2 separate regions of the Homo sapiens genome follow, and region 2 is linked to region 1. A link is an interaction called in ENCODE POLR2A ChIA-PET data of the cell type or tissue named here. Cell type or tissue: HCT116. All regions are shown on one strand. Each heading gives the region's core, and the rest is flanking DNA. Links, peaks and the distances in the headings are about the cores only.

Region 1 (10,568 bases), core at 1,848-6,847:
TGAAAAAGCATAAGCAAAGGAGAATAAGCAGATAGAGGGTAGAAGGAGATGTGAGCTGGAGAAATGAGGGGTAATGAGAGGAGAGGAAAGAGCGTAGAGCCTGTATGCGGTGACATCTGATCTGCCACCATCTATGGAGATTTCCACAGAAAAGGAGGTTGGCTACTGGCTCCAGCTGGCAGCTTCTTCAATCTCACTCTCATGTCAGACATCTGTCAGCACTCTGCAAGGATCATTGGAAATCAGGCCCATTCACAGTTAGTCTTGGACCTCCTCGAGTCTTCCCACCCCTACCAGCTACTGAAAAGGAAAGGGGAAAAATGTTATAAAGTTTCTCTAGCCAAAGCGAAAATAACCAAAAAAAGAAAAAGGAGAAGGAGACAGCATCAACAAAGGAGACGTGTTCCCATGACTCCTCATTGTCAAAGGCTTTATTCATTCATTCATACCCCAAATATTTCATGAGCACAACTGTGTGCCAGGCAGTGCAGTAAGTACATTACTAATGCCACATTACATGTCCATGCAACGGGTTACACATTAGTGATGCCAACCTGAGCAAGGCCCTGTTCATGCAGCTCTGTGCTTCTCCCCCCAGACAAGCTACAGCTCCTGGGACTGCAGTCCACTTGTACCTCTCTTAAGATCCTCCCTTTCCCTGAGAGTGAAATGGCTAAATATCCAGGAAAGGGAAAATAATACAAGGGAATTTGTCTTCAATTTGCCACCCTAAAGGAGCCACATATCTAAACAGCAGTGCTTTTGCCTGCCTTTCAGTTGACTCTGAAACTTTTTCTAACATCAAGAATACATACTTGAATTAGATGTCATTCTTCAAAAGTACATGCTTATTTACATAAATGCCTTTCACGCATCAGTGCCTTTGCCTGTGAAATTCTCCAGATTTTTCTTTTATCCTTTATCTATTTGTTGCCAAAATCCTACCCAAATTTTATTTTTTCTTATGAAATACTCTATATCTTATATAGAAAAATACATGTAAGCTAGCTAGCTAGTTAGCTACATGATAGATAGATAGATAGATAGACAGATAGATAGATAGATAGCACTATAAACTGAATGTTTGCCTCCCCCATTCATATGTTGAAACCTAATACCCAATGCAACTGTATTTGAAAATAGAATCTTTGAGAGGTAATTAGGAGCCCTCATAAATGGGATTACTGCTCTTCTAAAAAGGACACCAGAAAGCTCCCTCTCTCCTTCCACCATGTAAAGACACAGAATATAGTTGTGCATGAACCAGAAAGCAGGCCTTCACCAGACTCTAAATCTGCCAGTGCCTTGATCCTGAACTGTAAGAAGTAAATATCTGTTGTCTATAAATGATTCCATCTTTGGTATTCTGTTATAGAAGCCCAAATGGACCAAGACAGGTAGATAAATGAATAGACGGATAGCTGGATAGATTGATACACAGATCCATGGATACATGGATAGATGGATGGATGGATGGATATAAAAAGAAATACTAAGAAAACCAGGAGCCATATATACTCCACCCGGCTTAAGAAATAGAATGTTAAAGAACCTTTGGAGCTGCCTATGTGGCCCTGCCATGTGCATTCCATTATCATTCTCCCAGCCTTCAGAGGTGACCACTATTTTGAATTTTATGTTAATTATATCTTGTTTTTCTGGATAGATTTTTTTCACAAATATTCCTCTGTTTATTGTGGTATAAACATAAAGGAGATCATACTGCAAATATTTTCTCATGAAATACTACTTTCAATCAATCTTGTTTTGAAATTAACCTATTTTTTTGTACTGTTGCTGTATGTTCTTTCTGCTGCATAGTATGTAATGCAATTACTATTTTACAGTATGTCAGTTCTACTGATGATGGGGATTTAAGATGCTTCCAGTTTTTTGCTAGTAAAATCAACGTTGTTGGAAACATGCTTGTAGAACATTTCCTGGTATACATGTGCAAGTTTATTTAGGTGATATTCATAGGAATCTAATTGCTTGGTTGTAGGAATTTTTGAAATTTAGTAGACAATACCAATTTATTTTTCGATATATTTGGACCAATGTACATTCCATAAGCAGCATATGAAAGTTGCTATTGCTCTACACCTTTTACAACAATCAGTATCATTGTACTTTCTTTTTCACCAGTCACAAGAGTGTGAAATGGTAATCTTATGCCATTTTATTTGGTATTTCCCTTATAACTGATGAGAACAAGCATTTTTCAAATGTTTATTGGTTGTTCATGCTCCTGTTTCTACAAAATGTCAATGTCTTTGTTAACTTTTATATATGGTTACATGCATTATACTTTATATATTCTATATACTAACACTTTATTTGTTGTGTTGCAACATTGTTGAATGTTGCAAATACATTCTCCAAATGTGTGGGGGGCACTGGCACTCTATGATGTCTGTTGATTAACAGAAGCTCTTATTTTTAAAATGCAGTTAGACTTATTAGTCTTTTTCTTTATGATTTGCTTTTGTGTGTAACAGCTTTTCTTATTTGCATACCCCACAGGCACATATATATTTCTCTTTTCTAAACTTGTAGTTTTTAATTAGTGTTTGCGTGTTATATAAGGAAACATTATTTTAAAATTTTCTGTATGAAAAGTCAACATTAAGCCTCATTGAATTAGTCAGGCTTTCCTTTATTGCTCTACAACGTCATTATTGGTATATACTGTTTACGTAAATGCCTGTTTCATTGCTTAGCTTTCTATGTGATTTCATTTGTTTATTTGTCTATACCTGCAGAAATGTAAAATGCCTTCATTATTATGGCTTTAAACAACTCATTTATATGCCTGAACAAGTTTCCCTGTCTTGTTTTTAAAGTTAAGACAAGCTCCTGGCCCTTTGATATAAATTTCGGGATTCACCCATCATTTCCACAAAAAAGAAAATCCTGCAGAGATATTTATTGGTATTGCATTAAATCTATCTATCAACCTGGGAAGAATTAATATCTTCAGTAGTTTGTTTCTATGAATATGTCATGTCTCTCCACTTAGGACTTTTAAAAAATCTTTTGTGATACAAGTTATTTTTTTTAACTTTCTACACAAAAGATCTTGCACATCATGTGTTAGATTCATTCCTAGGTACCTCATCTATTTACTATTAGGAAATAGTATTTCTAACTAAAGTGTCTAACTTTTCCTGGTACAAGAAATCTATCGAGTATTGTATATAAATCTTACATTAAGCAAGCTTGTTCTACTTTGTTATTAATTTTATTTGTTAATTTATTTGTTTTGGATTTCATACATAAAGAATATATATTAGTTATTAGTGTAATTAATTAATTCATTAATTTTGCCTTGATGAGCTGGTTAGGATCTCTATTATAATGTTAAACCCTGTCTGGTTCTTGGATTTATGGAAAAAGGTTTTAACATTTTGCCACTAAGCATGAAGGTAGCTATACAGTTTTGGTAGCTGGCTATGTGGGTCCTTAGTGAGTTCTTGTGAGTCCTGTGTGAGTTGTTTATAGTTAGTGAGTCTAAATGTAAAGAATTATCCATTCTTGGCCAGGTGCGGTGGCTCATGCCTGTAATCCCATCACTTTGGAAGGCTGAGGGTGGGGGATCACGAGGTCAAGAGATTGAGACCATCCTGGCCAACATGGTGAAACCCCATCTCTACTGAAAATACAAAAATTATCTGAGTGTAGTGGTGTGCGCCTGTAGTCCCAGCTAGTCGGGAGGCTGAGTCAGGAGAATAACTTGAACCCAGGAGGCGGAGGTTGCAGTGAGCCGAGATCGTGCCACTACACTCCAGCCTGGCGACAGAGAGAGACACCGTCAAAAAAAAAGAAAGAAAAAAGAAAAAATTATCCATTCTCTCGGTACATGATTGGGTAAACTTCCTAGCCTACCCTAATTACCCAAGACCATATTACTAATTCCAGCCAATAAGTAGTAAGCAGAAAAATGTGTCTCACTTCTAGATCAGAGCATTACTTGCCCATTTGAGACTCTCCAGAGTCCTCTTTCCTCTGACATGGTGACTAGTAATATCCAAAAGTTGTTGCTTCTTCAGCCTGAGTCCCCAAGGACATACAGTGAGCAGAGGTCCCCGCTGATTTCTACTGGATATTTAGTGTAAGGGATAAATAAATCATGAAGTTTTAAGTCACAGAGATTTGGGTCCTATTTGTCACGATGGACTATGTAACCTAACCTGTACTGACTGCTACAATATCCTTTCAGACTAAGTGGATTTACTTCCTAGGAAAATACTGCCCTCTGGAGAGTCGATGTTGTTATTCACAAATGGAGGTTGAGTTGTATAAATATTTTTTCTAAATCTATTGATATTTACTTTTCTCTTTAATAGATCAATTTGATAAAGATATCTTAATAGATTTTATAATGTTGAAATCAACTTTGCCATCTGGATTAGTGGTAATAGATTTATGCTAGGTTTAGATTATGAATGCTTTGATATTTTTATATCTGTGCATGAATATGAATATTCTGAAAGTGCTCTGTCTACTTTTATTAAGATATATTATTTTGAAATGAAAAAGGAAAAGTTCTCTCTTTTTATCCAGTATCTGAAAGACTATATAAAATCACAACCATCTGTTACATAACTATTGGTAAATTTGCCTATTAAACGGTTTTTTTAAAAAATAATAAATTTTGAAGTGATAGTTGTGCTAATTATTCTGATTTGAACTACACATTGTACACATGCATTGAAATACCACACATTACCCGATAAATATGTACAATTATTATGTGTAAATTAAAAATAATAAAAGCAAGGAAACCCAAAACGCTTTATTTTTTTCTTTTCGTTGATAGAAAAATTCTGAGCCAATTTCTAATTTTTATAAATACATTTAGATTATCTTTTTCTTCTCTAGTCTCCTTAGTAATTTACATTATGCAAGTGTCCATCTATTTTCTTTTTTATTTTTTTTTTTTAGACAGAGTCTCACTCTGTCGCCCAGGCTGGAGTGGTGCAGTGGCAATCTTGGCTCACTGCAACCTCCACCTCCCAGGTTTGAGAGATTCTCCTCCCTCAGCCTCCTGAGTAGCTGGGATTACTGGCACCTGCCACAACGTCCAGCTACTTTTTTTGTATTTTTAATAGAGATGGGGTTTCACCATGTTGGCCAGGCTGGTCTTGAACTCCTGACCTCATGATCCACTCGCCTCAGGCTCCCAAAGTGCTGGGATTACAGGCGTGAGCCACTGAGCCCGGCTGCAGTGTACACCTATTTCCTTTCCTAGGTGTACAATTTACTAGCTGAAAGTTCATACAACACTTTCATTTAAAAATTTATAGCATGCGTCATTAAGTCCTTTTTCTCTTTAGTATCATTTACTTATTTCTCCTTTCTCTTTCTTCTCTTACACTTTCACGTCCAATCTTGCTATGATTTGGTTTTAATTATGTAAAGAAACAAACTCTGTTTTTATTCTTTCTCCAAGATGGCAAACTAGAGGCTTTCAGCATGCCTCTGCCTCTTGGAGATAGCGAGATAGCAAGATAGCACATAAAGATCAACACTGTGAGCTTTAATTCAAGAAAAATGGGAACCCACTGGAATTGTAAAGGACACCCCAGATGCCGGAGAGGAGAATGCTGGCAAACAGCCCCTGTGATGGTGTCCAGTTGATAAAATGATTGAAGGCTCAGTATGTAAGAGAAACAGACAGCCTCTTTCTGTGACGTACCTTTCCACTGGGGATATGAGCAACCCAGGCTGAGGGAGAGCATTTTGTTTCTCCCAAGCCCTGGAAAAAACTTAGGAAGAGTCTTGGAGATGCTGTGAGGGAAAGACTCTGGGAAAAGCTACAGACATTTTTCCAGACCTGGGTCTGCAGGCAGGACATGATTTTTAATGTGGGTGCCTACAGCCTTGGCAACCCAGTTGCTTACTTGCACAGGCACTTTAGTCTTGGCTCAGAGATTTGAGCATCTGCTCTGGAGTGGGCTAGGGGCCTCTACAACCAGGACAGTGGAAAATGCTTCAGCAGTAGGCACTAGAATTGTTCTCTCCTCCCTAAGAGCTGGAGGAGAGCTGCTTACAGCTGTGGTTCTTCCTGGGCAATAACACTTGCAGGCAGGGCTAGCTTGGTAACCTGAAACTGATCTGCATGTGCCATTGCTGGATGCCCTACCCTGCTCTCCTGAGATTGTGGTATAGTGGGGCCCTCTCTGCTTCATGCCCAGGTGGATCTCCAGGCATTTGTAGCACCTGCTCATTGGGTTCAGCAGCCTGAGTTGCATCATCCTTCTGGGACATAGATTGTGATGCACCAGGACCCTCTTCACTCCTTCTCAGAAGGTCCCCAGACATTCAGAGCACCAGCTCACCTGGATCAGCAGCCTAAGCCACCTCATCCTTCTTGTGCAAAGATTCTGGTGCAGGGGGTCCCTCTCTACTATGCACCCAAACATTTCACCAGGCATTCTGCTCATAGATTGGAAGAATTCATATCATTAAAATAACCTTACTGCCCAAAGCAATCTATAAATTCAGTGCTCTTCTTATGAGACTACCAGTGTTATTTTTCACAGAAATCATAAAAACTATGCTAAAATCAGTATGGAAAATAAGAGTCAAATAGCAAAAGCAATCCTAAGCAAAAAGAACAAATCCAGAGGCCTCACATTGCCAGACTTAAAACTATACTATAAGGCTACAGTAACCATAAGAGCATGGTATTGGTACAAAAACAGACACATAGACAAGTGGAATAGAATAGAAAACCCAGAAATAAAGCCACACGCATACAGCCATCTAATATTTGACAAAGTTGACAAAAATGAGCAAGGAGTCACATGCAGAGGAATGAAACTGGACCCTTACCTTTCACCACACACAAAAATTAACTCAAGATGGATTAAAGATTTAAATGTGAGACCTCTCAAACTATAAGAATCCGAGAAGAAAATCTAGGAAACAACATTCTGGACATCAGCCTTGGGAAATAATTTATGACTGAGTCCTTGTAGGCAATTGCAACAAAAACAAAAATTGACAAGTGGTAGCTGATTAAAGAGCTCCTGCACAGTAAAATAAACTATCAACAGAGTAAACAGACATCCTAAAGAACAGGAGAAAATATTTGCAAACTTTGCATCTGACAAAGGTCTAATATGCGGAATTTATAAGGAATTTAGACAATTCTTTATGCAAGTAATTATACCATTCCTCATTCCTTTAAACAAGCAAAATAAAAACTTCATTGAACAAGCAAAAACAACAAAATTCCTTTAAAAATAGGCAAAAGGCATGAACAGACACTTCTCAAAAGAAGACATTCAAGTGGCCAACATGTGAAAAAATGCTCCACATCACTAATCATCAGAGAAATGCAAATTAAAACCACGAGATATCATGTCACACCAGTCAGAATGACTATTAAAAAGTCAAAAATCAACAGATGTTGGCAAGGCTGTGGATTAAGGGGAATGCTTATACATTTTTGGTGGAAATGTAAATTAGTTCAGCCACTGTAGAAGGTAGTTTGGAGATTTCTCAAGAAATTTCAAACTACCATTCAACCCAGCAGTGCCATTACTGTGTATATACCCAAAAGAAAACAAAGAAGACACATGTACTTACATGTTCATCACAGCACTATTCATAATAGCAAAGACATGGAATTAACCTAGGTACCTAACAAGAGTGAATTGGATAAAGAAAATGTGGTACATATACGCCATGGAATACTACACAGTCTTAAAAAAGAATGAAATCAGGTGCTTGGCAGCAACATGGCTGCAGCTGGAGGTCACTATCCTAAGCAGACTAACACGGGAACAGAAACCAAATATCACATGTTTTCACTTATAATTGGGAGTTAACCATTGGGTATTTAGGGACATAAAGATGGCAACAATAGACACTAGGGACTACTAGAGTGGGGAAGGAAGGAGAAAAATTTGAAAAACTTGGGTACTATGCTCAATACCTGGATGATGAAATCATTTGTACCCCAAACCTCAGCATCATGCAATATACCTAGGCAGCAAACCTGCACATGTACCCTCTGAATCTAAAAAAAATTTGAAAAGTAACAATAATAATAATAATAAAATGATTGTTAAATAGCACAAAATGCTAATTAAAAGATTTGTGAAGCCTTCTAATTGTTTAACTCATTTTACATACTCACACATTTAAATACTATATATTATTTTTAAAAATTCTGGCTTGGTCGGGTGCGGTGGCTCAAGCCTGTAATCCCAGCACTTTGGGAGACCGAGGCAGGCGGATCATGAGGTCAGGAGATCGAGACCATCATGGCTAACACGGTGAAACCCCGTCTCTACTAAAAATACAAAATAAATTGGGCGGTCGTGGTGGTGGGGGCCTGTAGTCCCAGCTACTCAGGAGTCTGAGGCAGGAGAATGGCATGAACCTGGGAAGCGGAGCTTGCAGTGAGTGGAGATCCAGCAACTGCACTCCAGCCTGGGTGACAGAGTGAGACTCTGTCTCAAAAAAAAAAAAGAAAAGAAAAAAAGAAAACTTCTGGCTTATCTGAGACTAGGTTGTAATTTTGCTCTATAGTATTTTCTGATTTTTTTTTATTCTAGCTTCTTTTTTGTTTAATTCTGTTGTTATTTTTTCTCCTTTTCTTTTATTTTTTATTATATATATTTTGAGGTAGGGTCTCATTCTGTTGCCCAGGCTGTAGTACAGTGGGATGATCATGGCTCACTGCAGCCTCAACCTCCCAGACTCAAGCAATCCTCCCACCTCGGCCTCCTGAGTAGCTGGGACTACAGGTGTGCATCGCCACACCGAGCTAAATTTTTAATATTTTGTAGAGACATAGTTTTCCCTACGTTACCAAGACTGGTCTTTAACTCCTGGGTTCAAATGATCCTCCCACCTCAGCCTCTCAAAATGCTGGAATTACAGGCATGAACCACCTGGCCTATAGTTGAGCAAATACTTTCTTTTTTAACTTTTATTTTAAGTTCAGTGATACATGTGCAGGTTTGTTACAAGGTAAACTTGTGTCATGGGGGTTTGCAGTACAGACTATTTTTCTTTTTCTTTTCTTTCTTTTTTTTTTTTTTTTTTGAGAGACAGAGTCTCACTGTCATCTAGGCTAGAGTGAAGTGGTAGGATTTCAGCTCACTGCAACCTCCGCCTCCTGGGTTCAAGCAATTCTCGTGCCTCAGTCTCCCAAGTAGCTGGGATTACAGGTGCCTGCTACCACACCTGGCTAATTTTTGTATTTTTAGTTGAGACGGGGTTTCACCATGTTGGCCAAGCTGGTCTCTAACTCCTGACCTCAGGTGAGCTGCCCAACTCGGCCTCCCAAATTGCTGGGATTACAGGACTGAGCCACTGCCCCCAGGCTTACAGATTATTTCATCACCCAAGTATTAAGCCTAGTTCCCATTAGTTATTTTTCCTGATCCTCTTTCTCCTCCCACCCTCCATCCTTCGATATGCCCCAGTGTGTGTTGTTCCCCTCTATGCGTCCATGTGTTCTCATCATTTAGCTCCCACTTACAAGGGAGAACATGCAGTATTTGTTTTCTGATTCTGTGTTAGTTTGCTAAGGATAATGGCCTCCTGCAAATCTCTTCTAATTTTTTCTTAAATTTAAGTCTTTCTTATTTTGTAATAAAAGCATAAAAAACAATGAATTAGTCACTAAGCCCTGCTTTTAATTGGATTCCACTATTTTGTTTAAGTTGTATTCCAATCATGCAGTTGTAAGCATACTAAAATTTCTGTAATATTTTTCTTTGTAATCTAAGTTATTTAGATGTATGTTTTCAAATTGTCAACATATTTGATTATGTTTTATTTTTGTTTATTTTGTGTGTTTTGATTAAATAATATGGTTTATATAAGCTAATTCTTCAGACTTCTTTTATGAACTGGTATGTGGTTGATTTTCACTAATATTCACTAATATTTCTAATATTCAATAATATTTTCACTAATTTTAAAATATGCCTTAAACTAGCATTTTCAGATGTTATATGAAACACGGTTTTTGGGTTTGTGGTGGGTTTTGGGGTGTGTGGGATATATCCACACACGCTTCATACCACCAGTACACACACAGCCAGGGACAACTTCTCTCATCCATTAGCTCCAGGTTGTTAATTGTGACATTTACATTTCCTGTATCCTCAGAGACTCTTTAAACAAATGGCTAATCTAATAATTGTGAGAAGATGATGTTTTTAAAAATATTTTAATATGATAGCGGCTTTATCCATTGTTCCTTGAAAATTTCTTAATTTGTGCTCTGTATTTTACTAAATGATATGTGCATACAAATATTATCTCTTGTTGGCAAAAGAAACATTTAATCAACATGTAGTGATCCTCTTTATTTCTGGTAAAGAGTTCTACCTCCAAGTCTACATTTATGATCATTATATCAACCTAGTTTTATTACTGTTTGCCTAGTAAAATTTTGTTTCATTCTTTACTTCTTTTTTTGGCCTTATGTTTTATGTGTTTCTCTTTTTAAAATCAGAGAGCTCATTTGGGGAAAAAAAATCCAATCTAGCGATTTTTTTAACCTAAAAACTCCAGTCCATGGCCATTAATTTTGAGTA
Region 2 (10,568 bases), core at 2,486-7,485, 820 kb after region 1:
GTATCTTATTTAAAAAATATATTATCAGAAGCTCAAAGAACCATGAAGCCTGGGTTAAAATGCAGTAAGCCGGGATCATGCCACTGCACTCCAGAGCCTGGGCAACAGAGCGAGACTCTGTCTCAAAAAAAAAAAAAAAAAAAAAAAAAAATGAATTCTTAAAACTTTTTCTGGCTGAGCACAGTGGCTAACACCTGTAATCCCAGCACTTTGGGAGGCTGAGGTGGGTGGATCACTTGAGGTCAGGAGTTCAAGACCAGCCTGATCAACATGGTAAAACCCTGTCTCTATTAAAAATACAAAAAAAAAAAAAATTAGCCAGGCATGGTGGTGGGTGCCTATAATCCCAGCTACTCAGGAGGCTGAGGCAGGAGGATGCCTTGAGCCTGGGAGGCAGAGGTTGCAGTGAGCCAAGTTCATGCCACTGCACTCCAGACTGGGTGACAGAGCAAGACTTAGTCTCAAAAAAAAAACAAACAACAACAACAACAAAACTTTTTCCTTGGCCTTCTCTCTTGCTGACAAGTTCTATAGTACTTAGAAATTGCCCAAGAGAGATTCCTACTTCTGATGTGTTTTGTTCTTGGTTTGCTTTTGTTTTTTTCCTGAGTTGGCAGAGGTGGGACTGAAACACATGTCCCTTGCTTCTCAGTTCAGTTCTCAGGCCACAGCACAACTGTTTTCATGTTATAAGCTCAGGACCTCTGAAAAGGCTTCTCATCTCCAAAATAGACTCTTCCCAACCTGAAAGTGAAGCTTAAGAAGCCTTTCGCAATGACTCACTCAGAAGCAAAGGTTCCCCAACAGAGAAGCAAGTCATGAAATAAACACCCCACAAGCTCCAAGCACCCCCGTGTGCCATGCGCAGTCTCCAAGCCAGGAGGGTCTCAGAGAACCGTAGAGCCATGGGAAACTGCTCTCTAGTGCTTACTTTCCCCCTGTATTGGACACGGTCAAGAGAACTTCCTCCCCTGTCTGCCTTTTTTCGCTGCCTTTCCATCCATCCCTCCATTCATTCAGTCATCCATCAACAATAGATTGGATCCATTAAGGCCCCAGCTTTCCTTCTACCCTACACCCATGACATAGATATAAAAGTGAGGTGTCCTCCTACTCTGTCTCTGGGCCCTAGCCATGTTTCTTGTTTTAGCCAGCAGAAAATCAGAGAACATGGCACAAGCAGAGGCAAGAAAAATTACTAGCATGTTCCTATTTATCCCTTGTAGCCTCTTCCATGGGCATAAGCCAGCCTGCTGGAAGATGAGAGACATGAACCAGGGTCAAGTCACCCAGTTGTCCCAGCCATGCCCATTATAGACCATCCAGTAGCCAGCCAACTGCCCTGATGTATGACCAACCCCAACCAATTTCAGCAGAACTGGCCGGCCATCCCGGGCACAAGAGCAAGAAACAGGCATTGCCATAAGCCACTGAGGTTTTGTATTTATTACTAAGCATTATTGTGGCAATAAATCACCTCTACATTCCAGCTAGCAGGAAGGAGGAAGGACAAAAGAATGTTTCCAGAAGTCACATAGGATGCTATCAGTTATTTGTCATTGGCAAGAACTCAGTCTCACAGCTGCCTCCACTGCAGAGAAGATTGGAAAATAATGGTCTTTATTCCAGACAGTTACATTTCCAGCCACAAATTGCAAGTTCTATTATTAAGGGAGAAGTGGTGAAAGGAAACTGGGAAACAATTAGAAGTCTTGCTGCAAGTGCAGACAGGTTTGGGATCAAACAGACGTAGGTCCATATCGCAGCTCAACCAGGGACTCAACTTGTGACCGTGGGCAAAATGTTTCCTTCTCGGGGACCTCAGTGTTCCTATCTATACAGTGGGAGCAAGGGAGAGTTAGTCCGCATGGGCTCTTAAGCTCCTCCTGGCTCTTTCCTTGCTAGAAATCAAAGTGAAGATTTTGAAGGGGTTGGCCTTCCATCAGATGCTAGCAAAGATGAACCTATTTACACACCTAGGTGACATTGCCCCTTCAGTCTGAAGCTATTTAGTGAACAAAAAGGCCAACACCTAGCAGAAACTTGTGTTGGAAAAAGATCTGCCTGGGCTCGCTCTTGCTGCTTTTCAAGTTACATAGAAGCAGCTGTCTGGTGCAGGCATCTAGTCCATTAAGGCCTCTAGCTATAACCCTCAAGCACCCAGTAGAGGTCAGAGAACAAAGATCCAATTATGTTGCTCAACTCCTGCCTGGGACTCCATCTAAGGAAGCAGAGACCCAAAAAGATATGGAAAGGGAGTGGTCTGATAGTCAAAATCCAGCCAGGCAACATTTATATGGTCCTGTTTGGAGTAGGAATAGAGAAAACTACATTTTAATTTACCATCATCAAATTACATAGCCCATATGTGTACTTTATAAAGAGGAAAGAAACCTTTACTCAGAGTGTAATTACAGCTTTCTAAAAGTCCTATAAATCTTTATAGTTCTGCAATGAAAGAAACTTCCCACTTTATATTTGATAAATCAGACTTACGTAATTTACAACTCAAGAATCCTCTTACTTTTACTCTAAACCTCAAGTGTACTTATCTCTCCCCTTGAGGAAAAAAAAAATTCAAAATAGCACTGAAGCCCAGGGCCCTCAGAATGCTCTATCTGCCACAAAATTCACGACTGTCCTGAATTTTGTAAGAAATGCATGAATTATAACAACAAAACAGCAACATTAGGTATTGAGTGTTTACTCTGTGCTTAAAACTTTGAGTTCAATGTTTCAATGCATCCTCAAAAAGCCATTAGGCATTACCATGCCACTTACAGGCATGGACACTGAAGCTCAGAGAAGCCACATAAGTCATCTAAGGTCACACAGCTAACATACGGTGAGCTGGGATTTCATCTTAGATAGTTGTCTCCACAGCAAAGCACTTGGCACAGTGTCTTACACATAGTTAATGTCACAAATGTTACTATTATGCTTACTTTCCTTAAAATGATTTCTGCCAGTCAGGCACAGTGGCTAACGCCTGTAATCCCAGCAGTTTGGGAGGCCGAACGGGCGGATCTCTTGAGGTCAGGAGTTTGAGACCAGCCTGAACAACATGGTGAAACCCTGTCTCTACTAAAAATACAAAAAGTAGCCAGACGTGGTGGCAGGCACCTGTAATCCCAGCTACTCAGGAGGCTGAGGCAGTAGAATCACTTGAACCCCAAGGGTGGAGGTTGCAGTGAGCCAAGATAACATCACTGAGCTTCAGTCTGGGCGACAGGAGACTCAGGCTCAAAAATCAATCAATCAATCAATCAATAAAATGATTCCTGCATATATTTGGGCAAGGTGGTCCCACAGATTCCTTAACCCACAGTGTCTAGATGATTTTCATTGGCAAACCCATAATTTTTCCTGTAAGTTTCCCACATCCCTGCCAAAGCCAGAAGATTTGTCTTATTTTATTGGTTTCTGAGAATGTTGATTTCACTTTTTAGGGTTTCATCAGAACAATCTTAAGAAATAATCTCCTCTGGCCAAGCGCAGCAGCTCAAGCCTATAATCCCAGCACTTTGGGAGGCTGAGGTGGGAGAATTGCTTGAGTCCCAGAGTTAGAGACCAGCCTAGGCACCATAGTGAGACTCCACCTCTACAAAAAATAGAAAAAATTAGCCCAGTGTGCTGGTGCATGCCTTTAGTTCCAGCTACCCAGGAGGCTGAGGTGGGAGGACCACTTGAGCCAGGGAAGAAGAGACTGCAGTGAGCCATAATAGTGCCACTGCACTTCAGCCTAGGCAACTGAGCAATACCCTGTCTCAAAACAAACAAAAGAAAAAAAAAATTTCTTCCATATCTCTGAAAATTAGCACACTGTCTTGAAATCAGTTATAAGGCTCAGTATAGAATCATCATGAAGAAGCTTTTGAGCTTCATGAGCACAAAAGCATAGAGAGGTGGGTGGCTACCGAAAGACAGCACAGTGTGTCATCGGGGAAGGCACAGAAGTCTTTCCAAGATACAGCACACCATGCAGTTCAAAATGTAACTTCATACATGCCAGCTCTTTTTGCCCTGAGCAAGGTGGGAATTGTGGGTGTCATTTTAAAGATGAGCAAATGAGACTCAGAGAAGGAAAGTGATTTGCCCTGCATGGGAAAGGCAGAAGTCTGAATCCAACTAGGGGTGGGTAGTATGTTTGGCCATGGACATTCCAGATGACTTGGTGACAAGAAAGCATGTGTGGAAGGAAAGGGAAGCCATATTGACTCTGAATCACATGCTGCCCTACACTGCGGCGGCTCCTTCCTCCTTCTCTTCCAAAAGGGAAGCACAAAACACAGCACCAAGAGGAATGCCCACCAAGTGCTCCTGAGAGATGACCTGCACTGTAACACTGTTCCTTGGGCCATCTATTGGGGGAGAGAGCCTTAGAAAGGGACGGGCACCACCTCTTCGGAACCTAAGCCCTTTCCAATGCTGCCCAAGAAGCCTCAGAGTGATGCTCTCTAGCTTCGCTCCACAGCAAATAATGGCACTGTGAAGTTTCACTGTAATAAAGAGATGATTCAGTGATTACTCAGAGAAACCATAGAATTTCAGAGATGCGCTCCTTAACCACAAACGTGTACAGCGATGCCAGCTTCATCTCCCTGCTGCAGCCTTCGCATTTGGGGTCAGATCTGAGTAATAAATGACATCTTAAATGACTGGTGACAGTGTTCACTCTTCCTTCCTCCCCAGCCCCACCACACTCAGAACTCAGCCACTGTGGCAAAATTTTAATACAAAGCCTTCAACAAGAGCAGTGAAACTTGTCTTCTCTCCATTTTCTCACAAGCCTCAAACTGATACTGGAAATTTTTTTCTCTGTCTCCAGTGTAATCGAAAAATATATTTTTATTAAGCAGAAATCCAAAAGTCAAGCCTATTTTTAGAATGGGAAATTACATTACAGAGGATGATTTTTTTTCCAAAAGGTTTATAAGTATCAATTATGTATGAGCCACAGAAGGGTTTTGTTTGTGACAATCACCTTGGGGCTTTGAAGAGAGCTTAGGTGCTAGGATTCTTGGAAATCAAGAATCTGAAGTAGTTTGAAAGAATAAACCAAATTTCCAGCTCAGAAACCATGGACAAGTGACGAGTTTACATCCACAATGATGCCCTCCCACAGCTTCTTAGGAGGGAAACAAAAAACCATCCCATAACTTTTAGTATATAGGTCATGGATACAATGGCTGTGATAGTTAATTGTATAAGTCAACTTGACAGGATCATGAAATGTTCAGCTATCTGGTTAAACATTATTTCTGGGTATGTCTGGAACAGATCAGCCTTTGAATCAGTGGACTAAGTAAACTGGTTTGCCCTCCTCAATGGGGGTGGGCAGCATCCAATCTGTTGGAGGCCTGAACAGAACAAAAAGGCAGAGGAAGGGAGGAGTCAACTTCTCCCTGCCTGACTGCCTTAACTTGGACATCCACCTTCACCTGCCCTCAGCACTTACAGTCCTCAGGCCTTCGGACTCAACGCGGGATTGTACACCATTGGCTTTCCAGCTTGTAGATGATAAGACATACATATAGATGGAGACAGAAAGAGAGAGAGGTCGAGAGAGAGAGACTGAAAGAGGGAGGGAGGGGAGGGAGGGGGAGGGAGAGGGAGGGAGAGAGACGGAGAGAGACAGAGAGAGACGGAGAGAGACAGAGAGAGACAGACAGAGAGAAAGAGAAACAGAGAGAGACAGAGAGACAGAGAAACAGAGAGACAGAGACAGAGAGACAGACAGACAGAGAGACAGAGACACAGACAGACAGAGACACTGAAAGAGAGAGACAGAGAGAGAGAGACACCGAGAGAGAGAGAGACACCGAGAGAGAGACACCGAGAGAGAGACACCAAGAGAGACACGGAGAGAGAGAGAAAGAGAGAGGAAAGCAGGATCCTAGTGGTTCCGTTTTTTGGAGAACCCTAACACAAGGATGTATCTCAAAAGAGGTTTTCTAAACCCCATTTATTCACATATCACTGTGACTCTATTACCTCTACTCTTATTTCCTTAATATTTTTCTTTAAACCATATTATTCTTTTACATTAAAACAAAGGTACATACCACTACCATAAATAGAAAAGATCAACACAAAAATAAACATAACAAAAACAAAACAATGAGCTTAACTTCTAGCCTGATGCCATCACCTGCCAAAGACTCAGAGCCTGCCTGCTGTTCTCTTTTTATTGTGAGGGAGGTCAGCAACTGTTTGGAGGCATTACTGAGGGGGTAGCATCCAGCTAAATTTAGGTAATTGAAAGGACTAAAAAGGGAGTCATTCCTTCATGATGTGAACCAGTGCTATAGAATGTCATGTCCATGTTTGGCCTTAAATTTCCCCACTTCTCATCAGGGGACTGGGCCCCACACTGCAGGAAAATATTTCACTAATGTCTTCACCTAGGAAATGTCCCAAGATCTCTGATTGATTAGAGCTCTTGTTCAAAAACAAAGGTGGAATGAAATAAATTCGTTCAACCATCATGGAAAAGTGTGGTGATTCCTCAAAGAACTAAAAACAGAACTACCATTCAACCCAGCAATCCCATCACTGGGTATATACCCAAAGGAACATAAATCATTCTATCATAAAGACACATGCACATCTATGTTCATTGAAGCACTATTTGCAATAGCAAAAACATGAATCAACCTAAATGTCCATCAGTGGTAGCCTGGATAAAGAAAATGTGATACATATGCATGATGAAATACTATGCAACCATAAAAAAGAATGTGATCGTGTCCTTCGCAGGAATATGGATGGAGCTGGAGATCATTATCCTTAACAAATGAATGCAGCAACAGAAAACCAAATACTGCATGCTCTCACTTATAAGTGGGAGCTAAATAATGAGTGTACATGGACATAAAGAAGGGAACAATAGACACTGGGGCCTACTTGAGTGGAGGGTGGGGAGAAGGAGAGGATCAGAAAAAATACCTATCAGGTATTATGCTTAGCACCTGGGTGATGAAATAATCTGTCCACCAAACCCCCAAGGTGTGAGTTTACCTGTATAACAAACCTGCACACGTACCCCTGAACCTAAAAGTTTTTTAAAAAAGAAGAAAGGGGAGTGAGTGATCTGTCCTCCCTCTCATATGGACAGTACTTCGTAGATATAAAGAGATCTTGTGCCCTGTATCTCACTTATCCACTCTGTGTAACAAACCACCCAAAAATTCAGTGACAACACCCAGTTTTCATCACTTTCTTATCTGTGAGTAGCATGCGGGTCAATGCTGGGCCTAGCTGGGTGCTTGCCTGGAATGACTGATCTATGTTTCTCGTTGTCCTCCAGGGACTAATAGGTTAGGGGGGGCATACTTTTTCTTGACACTGGCAGAAGAGCAAGATCATAATTGGCAGCATAGGGGAACTTTAAGGCATAAGCTCAGAACCCTAATACTATTCTTCTGCCCACAAGCCATTGGCCAAAGCAAGTTACTTAGTCAAATCCAAAATCAAAAGCATGGAAACACATACTGTCCACAATGAGGCCATGGCAAAGGTATAACCATAGGCAGGGATAAAGAATTGGGGACAACAGTTCAATCTATCACACTCAATATCTCCTTTGATCTTTCTGGAAACCTCCATTTGAGTATCCTTTAGAGCCAAATGCAACATGCTCAGAACTAAATTTAAATTCTTACCTTTATGATCAGTTGATTTTCAACAAGAGTACAATGACCATGTAATGGGGGAAAGAATTGTCTTCTCAACAAATGGTGCTGGGACAACTAGTTAGCTCCATGCAAAACAATGAAGTTGGACCCCACCTCACACCATATACAAAAATTAAATGGATGATCCACCTACGTGTAAGAGCTAAAGCTATACAACTCTTAGAATAAGACATAGGAGTAAATTAGGCCAGGTGTGGTGGCTCACGCCTGTAATCCCAGCACTTTGGGAGGCCAAGGCAGGTAGATAACTTGAGGTCGGGAGTTCAAGAAGAGCCTGACCAACATGGTGAAACCTTGTGTCTAATAAAAATACACAAAATTAGCCAGGCATGGTGGTGTGCCCCTGTAATCCCAGCTACTTGGGAGGCTAAGGTGGAAGAATCGCTTGAACCCAGAAGGTGGAGGTTGCAGTGAGCCAAGATCGCGCCACTGCACTCCAGCCTGGGCAATAAAGTGAGACTCCATCTCAAAAAAAAGAAGACAGGAGTAAATAAATCTTTATGACCTTGGGTTCGACAATTGGTTTGTTAGATGTAACACCAAAAGCACAAGCATCAAAAGAAAAAAAAAAGATAAATCTAACATCAAAATTTAAAATTTTTTGCTTCAAAGGACACTATAACTATTAAGCAAATGAAAAGATAACCCACAAAATGCAAGACATATTTGCAATCCATAGATCTGACAAAGGTCTAGTATACAGAATATATTTTTAAAACTCTTAAAACTCAACACTAGAAAGACAAATAACTCAATTTCTTAAAGGGCAAAGGATTTGAATAAACATTTCTCTTAACAGGATATGAAAATGGCCAATACATACATAAAATGATGCTCAACATCATTAGTCATTAAGAAAATACAAATCAAAACCACAATGAGATAATACTTAAAACACACTAGGCTGAAATTTAAAAGACAGACAGTATAAAGTGTCATCAAGGATGTGAAAAGACTGGAACCTTCAAACATTGCTGGCAGCATTGCAGAATGGTGCAGCACCTTTGGAAAAAGTTTGGCAATTCCTCAAAATGTTAAACATAGAATTATCATATGACTTAGCAATTTCACTTCTAGGTATATAGTCCAGAGAAACAAAAATATCCATCCACACAAAAACTTGCACACAAATATTCATAGCAGCATTATTCATAGAGCCAAAATGTGAAAACAACCTAAACATTTGTCAACAGATGAATGAATAAACAAAATGTGATATATCCATACAGTGAAATTTTTTTTTCTTTTTTTTTTTTTTCTTTTGAGACCGTGTCTTGCTCTGTCACCCACACTGGAGTACAGTGGTACGATCATGGCTCAATGCAGGCTCAACCTCCTGGGCTCAAGATATAAGAATGACAAAAGTAAAAAATAGTGGAAAAAAAAAAAAAAAAAAAAAAAAAAACAACCCTGGAGAGGATTCAGAGAAATGTGATTACTCATATATTGTTTATGGAAATGTAAAATGGTACAGTCACTCTGGAAAATAATATGGCAGTTTCTTTTAAAACTAAAAATTGATTGACCATACAATCCAGCAATTGTATAGTAAATTGGGCATTTATCATACAGAAATGAAAACATTTTCACCAGAAACTAGTACACAAATGTTCTCAGTAGCTTTATCTGTAATAGCCAAAAACTGCAAACCATCCAAATATCTTCCGATGGGCGAATGGTCAAAAAATCTTTGGTACATGCATTACTATGGATTACTACTCAGCAATAAAAAGGAGCTAACTACTGATACATGTTCCTCATGTATATGAGGAACAAGGAAGTTGTGCTGAGAAAAGCCAACCTCAGAAATATACATATATACTGCATGTGTCCATTTATGTAATATTCATGAAATGACAATTATAGAATGTAGAACAGGTTAGTGGTTTCCAGGGGTTAGAAATGTTGGGGAGAGGGAGTGGGTGTGGCTATAAAGCGGAAGCAGAAAGGAACCTTGTGGTGATGGCACAGTTAAGTACCGTGATTGTGGTGGTAGTTACACGAAGCTACACATGTAATAAAATTTCATGCAGCTATACACATACACACACAAATGAGTACTTGAATAACGACTGAACTTTGAATAAGCTCTGTAGATTGGGCCAATGTTAATTTCCGATTTTGATCTTGTAATATAGTAAGGCAAGATGTTAACATTGGAGGAGGCTGGGGGATGGGTTCATGGGAACTGTCTGCAGAGAGAAAGTTACAAAGTTACCTCTTTGTTTCTCTCTAAAGAGAGAAAGCTACAAAGTTACCTCTGTAACTCTCTGTGCATTTGTAATTATTTCAAAATAAAGTTTTGGGCCAGACACAGTGGCTCAGCCTATAATCCCACCACTTTGGGAAGCAGAGGTGGGAAGATTGCTTTAGCACAGGAGTTTGAGACTAGCCTAGGCAACATGGCAAGACCCCCTCTCCACAAAATTTAAAAATTAGCCTGGCGTGGTGGTGTGTGCCTGTGGTTCCAGCTACTCGGGAGGCTGAGGTGGGAGGATGGCTTGAGCCCAAGAGGTCAAGACTGCAGTGAGCCGAGTTCATGTCACTGCACTCTAGCCTGGGCAACAGATCGAGACTTTATTTAAAAACAAGGCTGGGCGCGGTGGCTCACGCCTGTAATCCCAGCACTTTAGGAGGCCGAGGCGGGCGGATCGCGAGGTCAGGAGTTCGCGACCATCCTGGCTAACACGGTGAAACCCCGTCTTTACTAAAAAAAATACAAAAAAAAAAAAAGAAAGAAAGAAATTAGCTGGGCGTGATGGCGGGCGCCTGTAGTCCCAGCCACTCGGGAGGCTGAGGCAGGAGAACAGCGTTAACCCAGGAGGCAGAGCTTGCAGTGAGCGGAGATAGAGTCACTGCACTCCAGCCTGG

Evidence for each region. ChIA-PET counts read pairs that join two places held together with the same protein. Peaks named below come from ENCODE experiments on the same cell type or tissue, not always from the same donor. Only the 100,000 strongest peaks of a DNase experiment are listed, where the experiment ranks them.
Region 2: POLR2A ChIA-PET joins it to region 1 with 5 read pairs; 2 of 35 experiments call an interaction of 5 or more read pairs at or near these places.

What each region holds. Positions count from the first base shown.
Region 1 is chr9:115,502,917-115,513,484 of GRCh38, reverse strand. No RefSeq gene overlaps it. Among named protein-coding and RNA genes, the nearest start is that of DELEC1, 370 kb to the right of the region's middle. In HCT116, for the core only: no CTCF peak of the experiment used is centred there; no DNase peak of the experiment used is centred there.
Region 2 is chr9:114,685,227-114,695,794 of GRCh38, reverse strand. No RefSeq gene overlaps it. Among named protein-coding and RNA genes, the nearest start is that of TEX48, 8.3 kb to the right of the region's middle. RefSeq lists a silencer at 4,501-4,550 and an enhancer at 4,024-5,223. In HCT116, for the core only: no CTCF peak of the experiment used is centred there; a DNase peak (open chromatin) is centred at 4,554; H3K4me3 peaks cover 1,086 bases; H3K27ac peaks cover 318 bases.